2 separate regions of the Homo sapiens genome follow, and region 1 is linked to region 2. Evidence: chromatin contacts called from ENCODE Hi-C or POLR2A ChIA-PET data. All regions are on one chromosome and are shown on one strand. Each heading gives the region's core, a stretch centred on a gene start or an enhancer-like site at or near the end of the contact. The rest is flanking DNA. Distances are from core to core; before and after follow the strand shown. Region 1 overlaps ABTB2 (ankyrin repeat and BTB domain containing 2). Region 2 holds the start of C11orf91 (chromosome 11 open reading frame 91).

Region 1 (2,700 bases), core at 193-2,692, 550 kb before region 2:
TCCCCCTCCTGGCCCCACCCTTCCCCCCATTCTCTCTCCCTGCTCTCCTCTCTTTCAGGCAGGTTGGAGGGTTGGGGGAGTGGCACAGGAGATGCCCTAGCACAGGTTAGGAATCTAGTCTTTCTCTTAGGGTCATGCCCAGCGGTGGTGGGGAGGTCATGATGTCCAGATGGCACTCTCCCCCTGTGACTGAGGAGGGCTGGTTAAGCAGTGGTCATTATCAGCTGCCTGGATGCTCCAAAGACACCTATTCCTAAAGGGAAGTCAGCCCCAAGCCAGGGAAGAGATGGGGCCAGTCCAAAGAAAAGGCTGATAGGAAGTGGGGAGATGCGATGGTTCAGGAAGAGGCTCGTGCATCTGGCCTCCTCGCTGTCACTCCTGCCACGGCTTTCCCAGGCATGGAGTCGTGGGGCTCTGGCCAGCTCTGGTGTGGGGGCTCATGCTGTGTCAGGTGACTTCCTTTCAGCTCAGCCTCATGAACCCCTGGAGCATGAACTCCGAACCACCATCCGGGCCTTGCTGTGAGTTTTGCAGCTTTCATGAAACTCTCCTCTTCCCTGGGATTGCAAGCCCCTGGGTGGAGGGGATGGGAGTGGGGTGGGGCTGACTTTGGCAGCTTAGATCCCTGAGTGCCCTAAACACTGTGACTCCCAGGATGGGACTGGGTGAGGAAAGTCTCCTCCACTGGCTGCAGATTTCCAGTGAGCACAAGAGGAAAACAATACCAGGAATGATTTGGATCTTTTTCTATCGTTCAAGCTCCTGTTTTTTTAGTCTGCGGTGAATCACTCCTCATGTCTCTGTAGATAGCCTCACATTCTGCTTTAGTTGTTTCCTGAGGAACAGTTGTGTCCTCCACTCCATTTTAACTTTCTTTACTGTAATTCCTTATATCTGTGTAGTGCTCTGACTTGAAGAACATACTCACCTTTTTGCATTGCACCTGGTCCCAGCAAATAAAAAAAAGTTCAGGAGTCTTACACAAATGCACGTCAGATAATGAGAGAAAGTAAAGAACCCTCCATGTACTCTCTTATAGCTCAGAGAGTGCGCGGCTTCCCCCAGCATAGCTGACATCCTGCTGGGCATGGCATGGACACCGGTCAACAGTTGGCCCAGGGGAAGGAGGAGGACAGGGTCCCTTTAACAGAGCCAGCCACCCTAGCATTTCACTGGTGCCTGAGACAGTGTCGGGAGCTGTGTTTCTGGCTGTATTTCTCTGTGTGGTCCCCCTTTGGAGATGAGCCCCGCCTCTTCCCCTGGGGCTGTCACTCAGCCAGAGCAGAATCAGTGTCAGCGCTGTCTGAGCAGGCTCCTTGCCTGTCACTAAGGCATGATTCACAGCTGAGTGATGCCCTCTGAAATCAGGGTGCAGAGCCCACGCCCATGGGCAGCCTCACCCGCTCTATTTTGGTGTTGGTTGTCACAGAATATGGGAGGAGCCATTCTCCTTGCCTCTGAGAGGCTCCTCCTACTTCCCCTTTACAACAGCCAGGCCAGCCCCTATTAAGAAGCCAGGGTAGAAGATTTATCTCTTAGCCCACCAGCTTCTACCTGCCAACTCCATGGGTGTAGCCTGAGAGATCAGAAGGAGGAGTAAATATAGGGGTAAAAACACATGTTTGATGGCAGACAGACCTGGATGTGAGTCTTGCTTTGCCTTTAACTAGCTGTGCTTCCTTGGGCAAGTTACTTAACCTCTCTGAACCTCGGTTTTCTCATATGTAAAATGGCAATGATGGTTTCTACCCCCCTAGTTATTCTGAGGATTAAATAGGCAGAAGGTAATTTGCAAAGTGCCTTACACACCTGGTAGGATCTCAGTAATGGCAACTTTAGCTTTATTAGAGGGAGCAGAGCATTTGTAGCCGCAGAAAGAAGTTTGGGGTTGGTGCTCTCTCTCTCAGGGAGGGAAACTTAGTGAAGGCTTCTGAGGATTGGGAGGAATTGCTCTGGAGACTAGAATGATGAAGCGTCTTTCTGCCATGTCTGTTCACTTTCCACATGCATCGCTCCTCTTTCAGGATGAAGTTTTATCTCTGTTTCTGCAGAAAGCTTATCCTAGGGTTTGTTTGAAAAATTGTTGCAGTTGGCCACAACCCTGCCATTTGATGTCAATAAATTCCACTTGTTTTCTCCCATGAGAAACTAAGCTATTTGGGCAAGGAAGGAAGAGATTTCAAGATTCACATTTATCGTCACTTTGTTGAGCAAGTATTTATTGCATATGCACTACATGCCAGACATCTTCATGGGTGCTGGGGATGATTCCCTGGCCCTACAGATTGCAGTCTGGTTGTACTAGAGGACTCTTATGGCCCCTTAAGAAGAACTGGGGAGTCTTCATTTGCCCCTGCTCTTGCACTGAAACCTTCAATGTCTACTTATTGCCAGAAGATACAAGGTCCTTAATGCCTAGATACCCTCAGCCTCCATCTACCTTGCCAGCCTTCCCTCCTCTGTGCTCTTAGAACACCCAGCTCTCCAAGACCCCTGTTCTTTCAGTTCCAAGGCAGCTTGTGCTTTTCTGCCTTGGCTCCTCCCTAGAATCCCAACTCCTATCAATCTTTGCCTGAGTTTCCCAGCTCTATCTTCCAGGACCAGCTCAAGGTGTCACCAGATCCCCAGGGATGCTTTTATAGTCACTGAGCACCATTGGGGTTATTCTGCCAGAGCCATGTAGACCACTCTATACCAGCA
Region 2 (2,700 bases), core at 52-2,551:
GCCTCAGCCTAGTGATCACTTGTATGAATAAACAATGATGGGTGGCTGCCAAAGTCAGAGAGCAAATACTGCGTGTGACAACTAAGTGTGGGAAGCTCAGTGTGGGAAGAAAAAGCTTCCCAGTTTCAGACATGCCCCTTAGTAGGGACAGCTGCCTCTTGTGTTTGGACAAAGTGTCCAAGTTCAAGTGTTTCACACACACACTGTTCCGTCTTCTGTTTGATCACAACCCTATGAGGCAGCCTGGTTTTCTTATTTCTATTTTATGGAAAACCTACTTAAAAGTCAAGCAACTTGTCCAAGGCTACCCAGCTTGAATATCTGACTCTCTCCACTTTGCTGCTACACACACACACACACACACACACACACTTTGCACTGTGTGTGCAGATACATATGCATATATATATTTAACTTGTGAAGCTGATACTGACTCTTTAACTGCCCTCCACCCATCACTAGTCATACCAGTGATCATTAGGCAGAGGCTCTCAAGAAAATGTATTAGTTATTTCCCCTCAGTCTATGGCTAATACAGGTTACTCACATAAATGAGCTGTCATGTCCTTTGGACAAAATGTCCAAATCGCTCATAAGCAATGGGTGAAGTATTTGAGGTAGGGCGGACAGGATTTCCTTTTGGTGGTTAGCTCGTTGCCTGTTAGCTCCTGGTGATATCTGTGTTTGGAAGAGAACTAAACTGCATTTCACTGAAAACACTCCTTCAGGTCTATTACAAACCAGATGAGGATCCCCTTTTCTAGAATCTTCCTCAACACTGCTAACGTTTGGCAGATACATAGGTTGGCTCTAACAGCCATTCCCAATCAATCCTCTTCTCCTTTGTCTGCCTCCCACAGTAGTGGATGAAAAATCAGACACTGATTTTCTCAGACTTCTTTGCTGTGGGCGCGGCCAGTGAGGCAATGAGGTAAGTCTGCTGGTGCAGGGGCCAGGTTTCTAGGAAATACTTTTCTCCCTCATGGGAGAAAGAGAGGAAGCCTGAAGTAAGCTTTCTTCTGCAGCCCTGGCCCGCTGCCTGTTCTGGATGAGGGTATGCTGGGATATGACAACGGAAGCCAGCGGGGTCGCAGAGCAAGAGCGAGGCGGTGGGCGGAGTCGAGGGACGGGAGGCGAGGCGAGGCGAGCCAGGGGGCGTGGCTTTCTAACTGCGGGGTGCGGCCAGCCGAGGTGGGCGGGGCCGCGTTCCGGGACGTGGTCGTCCGGGCTTTGGAACCCCGCCTGTTAGGGGCCGGGCTGAGGCGAAAGGGTGGGGCCGCGCTCCATCGGGGCGGGGCTTGTGGAACCTCGAAACCCCGGCGACTCGGGGCCTGAGCGCGCGTCTCCCGGCGCGGGGTTCCTCCCACGCAGACCCTCATTCAAACGATGCCAAAGGGGCGGCGCGGCAGCCACAGCCCCACCATGAGCCAGCGGTCGGCTCCGCCCCTCTATTTCCCGTCCCTGTACGACCGCGGCATCTCCTCGTCCCCGCTCAGCGACTTCAACATCTGGAAGAAGCTCTTCGTGCCGCTGAAGGCGGGCGGGGCGCCAGTGGGCGGGGCGGCGGGGGCCCGGTCCCTGTCCCAGGCGCTCCCCGCCCCGGCGCCCCCGCCCCCGCCACCACCCGGCCTGGGTCCCTCCAGCGAGCGCCCCTGGCCCTCGCCCTGGCCCTCCGGCCTGGCCTCCATCCCCTACGAGCCTCTGCGCTTCTTCTACTCACCGCCGCCGGGGCCTGAGGTGGTTGCCTCGCCCCTGGTCCCCTGCCCCTCGACCCCCAGGCTCGCCTCTGCCTCCCACCCGGAGGAGCTCTGCGAGCTGGAGATCCGGATTAAGGAGCTGGAGTTGCTCACCATCACTGGGGACGGCTTCGACTCCCAGAGCTGTGCGTGACCTCGCCAGGGCCACCGAGCCCAGCCTTAGCCTGCCCTAGCTCCCTCCTTGGCTCCGTGCCCCGACCCGAAATGTAGCCTGGTTTGACTCCAGCCCCCAGTAGTCCCAGATCCAAAATCTATCCCCTAGCACCCAGACTCCCTTATCCTGGACTTAACCGACTCCTCCCCCCACCACAGATCTGAACTTCATGAGCCTCTTAGTCCCAAACTCCATCCTCCCTCCGTCCTAAACCCTTTGGGTCATCTGGACTCTGAGCCTCCACACCTGGAACTCCATCCGCCACCACCCCGTCCTGAACTTTAATCCTCCTGCACAGTCATCCTCCTACCCTGTACTCTGGAGCTCCACCCACCACAGACAGTCCCTAAGCTTTAATGTTCGGTCCTAAACCGGGGCTCTCCATGGGGGGAAGGTGAAGTAAGGTGACTGTCAGTTGTCTGTAGGGGGAGGTGGGAGTTGTGCAAGAACCACAAGGCCCAAGGCCGTTTCCAGGGCAGCTTTGGGACACTCCACTTCTCAATGCTGGGGGGCAGCCCCCCTGGGACTCTGTGGCCTTGGCGCCGGTAGTTCTCTCACCAGGATCCTGGGCTGATATCTGGTCTTACGTCTGAAGTCTTAGGGCTCTGGACCACGTGTGCTGATGCGGGCAGGATCCCTCAGCCTACGAGCTGAATGACTCCTCCCTGTTGGAGGGTAAAGTTGTTAAATGCCTTGTACTCCAAGAAGGACCTATTGCAAAGTAGAACTTTCAGTAGCGGTAGGTTGTCCTGCAGACTTTGTCTTTCCCATCACTTGTTTTGGCTAAGG

What was found. A loop is a pair of places that touch in the nucleus more often than their neighbours do. ChIA-PET counts read pairs that join two places held with the same protein, here RNA polymerase II (POLR2A). Pooled maps may share reads with other maps.
Region 1: a map of ascending aorta shows a loop between it and region 2 (3-fold over the local background). The contact joins the enhancer-like site here to the promoter of C11orf91 in region 2. A Hi-C loop is called at or near these places in 4 of 168 maps with a recorded cell type or tissue (CD8-positive, alpha-beta T cell, ascending aorta and naive thymus-derived CD4-positive, alpha-beta T cell) and 6 of 50 pooled maps. POLR2A ChIA-PET finds 5 or more read pairs at or near these places in 1 of 52 experiments (activated CD8-positive, alpha-beta T cell).

Annotation. Positions count from the first base shown.
Region 1 is chr11:34,249,918-34,252,617 of GRCh38, reverse strand. All of the region lies in intron 1 of ABTB2 (ankyrin repeat and BTB domain containing 2), which reads left to right. Among named protein-coding and RNA genes, the nearest start is that of ABTB2, 110 kb to the left of the region's middle. RefSeq lists a silencer at 1,142-1,436. Within about 2 kb of position 1,442, at least 13 of the 41 ENCODE cell types and tissues checked have a DNase peak (open chromatin) inside an H3K27ac peak, as active enhancers do; they include ascending aorta, where a contact is called at or near this core.
Region 2 is chr11:33,699,427-33,702,126 of GRCh38, reverse strand. C11orf91 (chromosome 11 open reading frame 91) reads left to right here and starts at 1,301. Exons shown (of 2, transcript NM_001166692.2): 1 at 1,301-1,882. The coding sequence starts at 1,387. RefSeq lists silencers at 1,126-1,365, 1,546-1,635.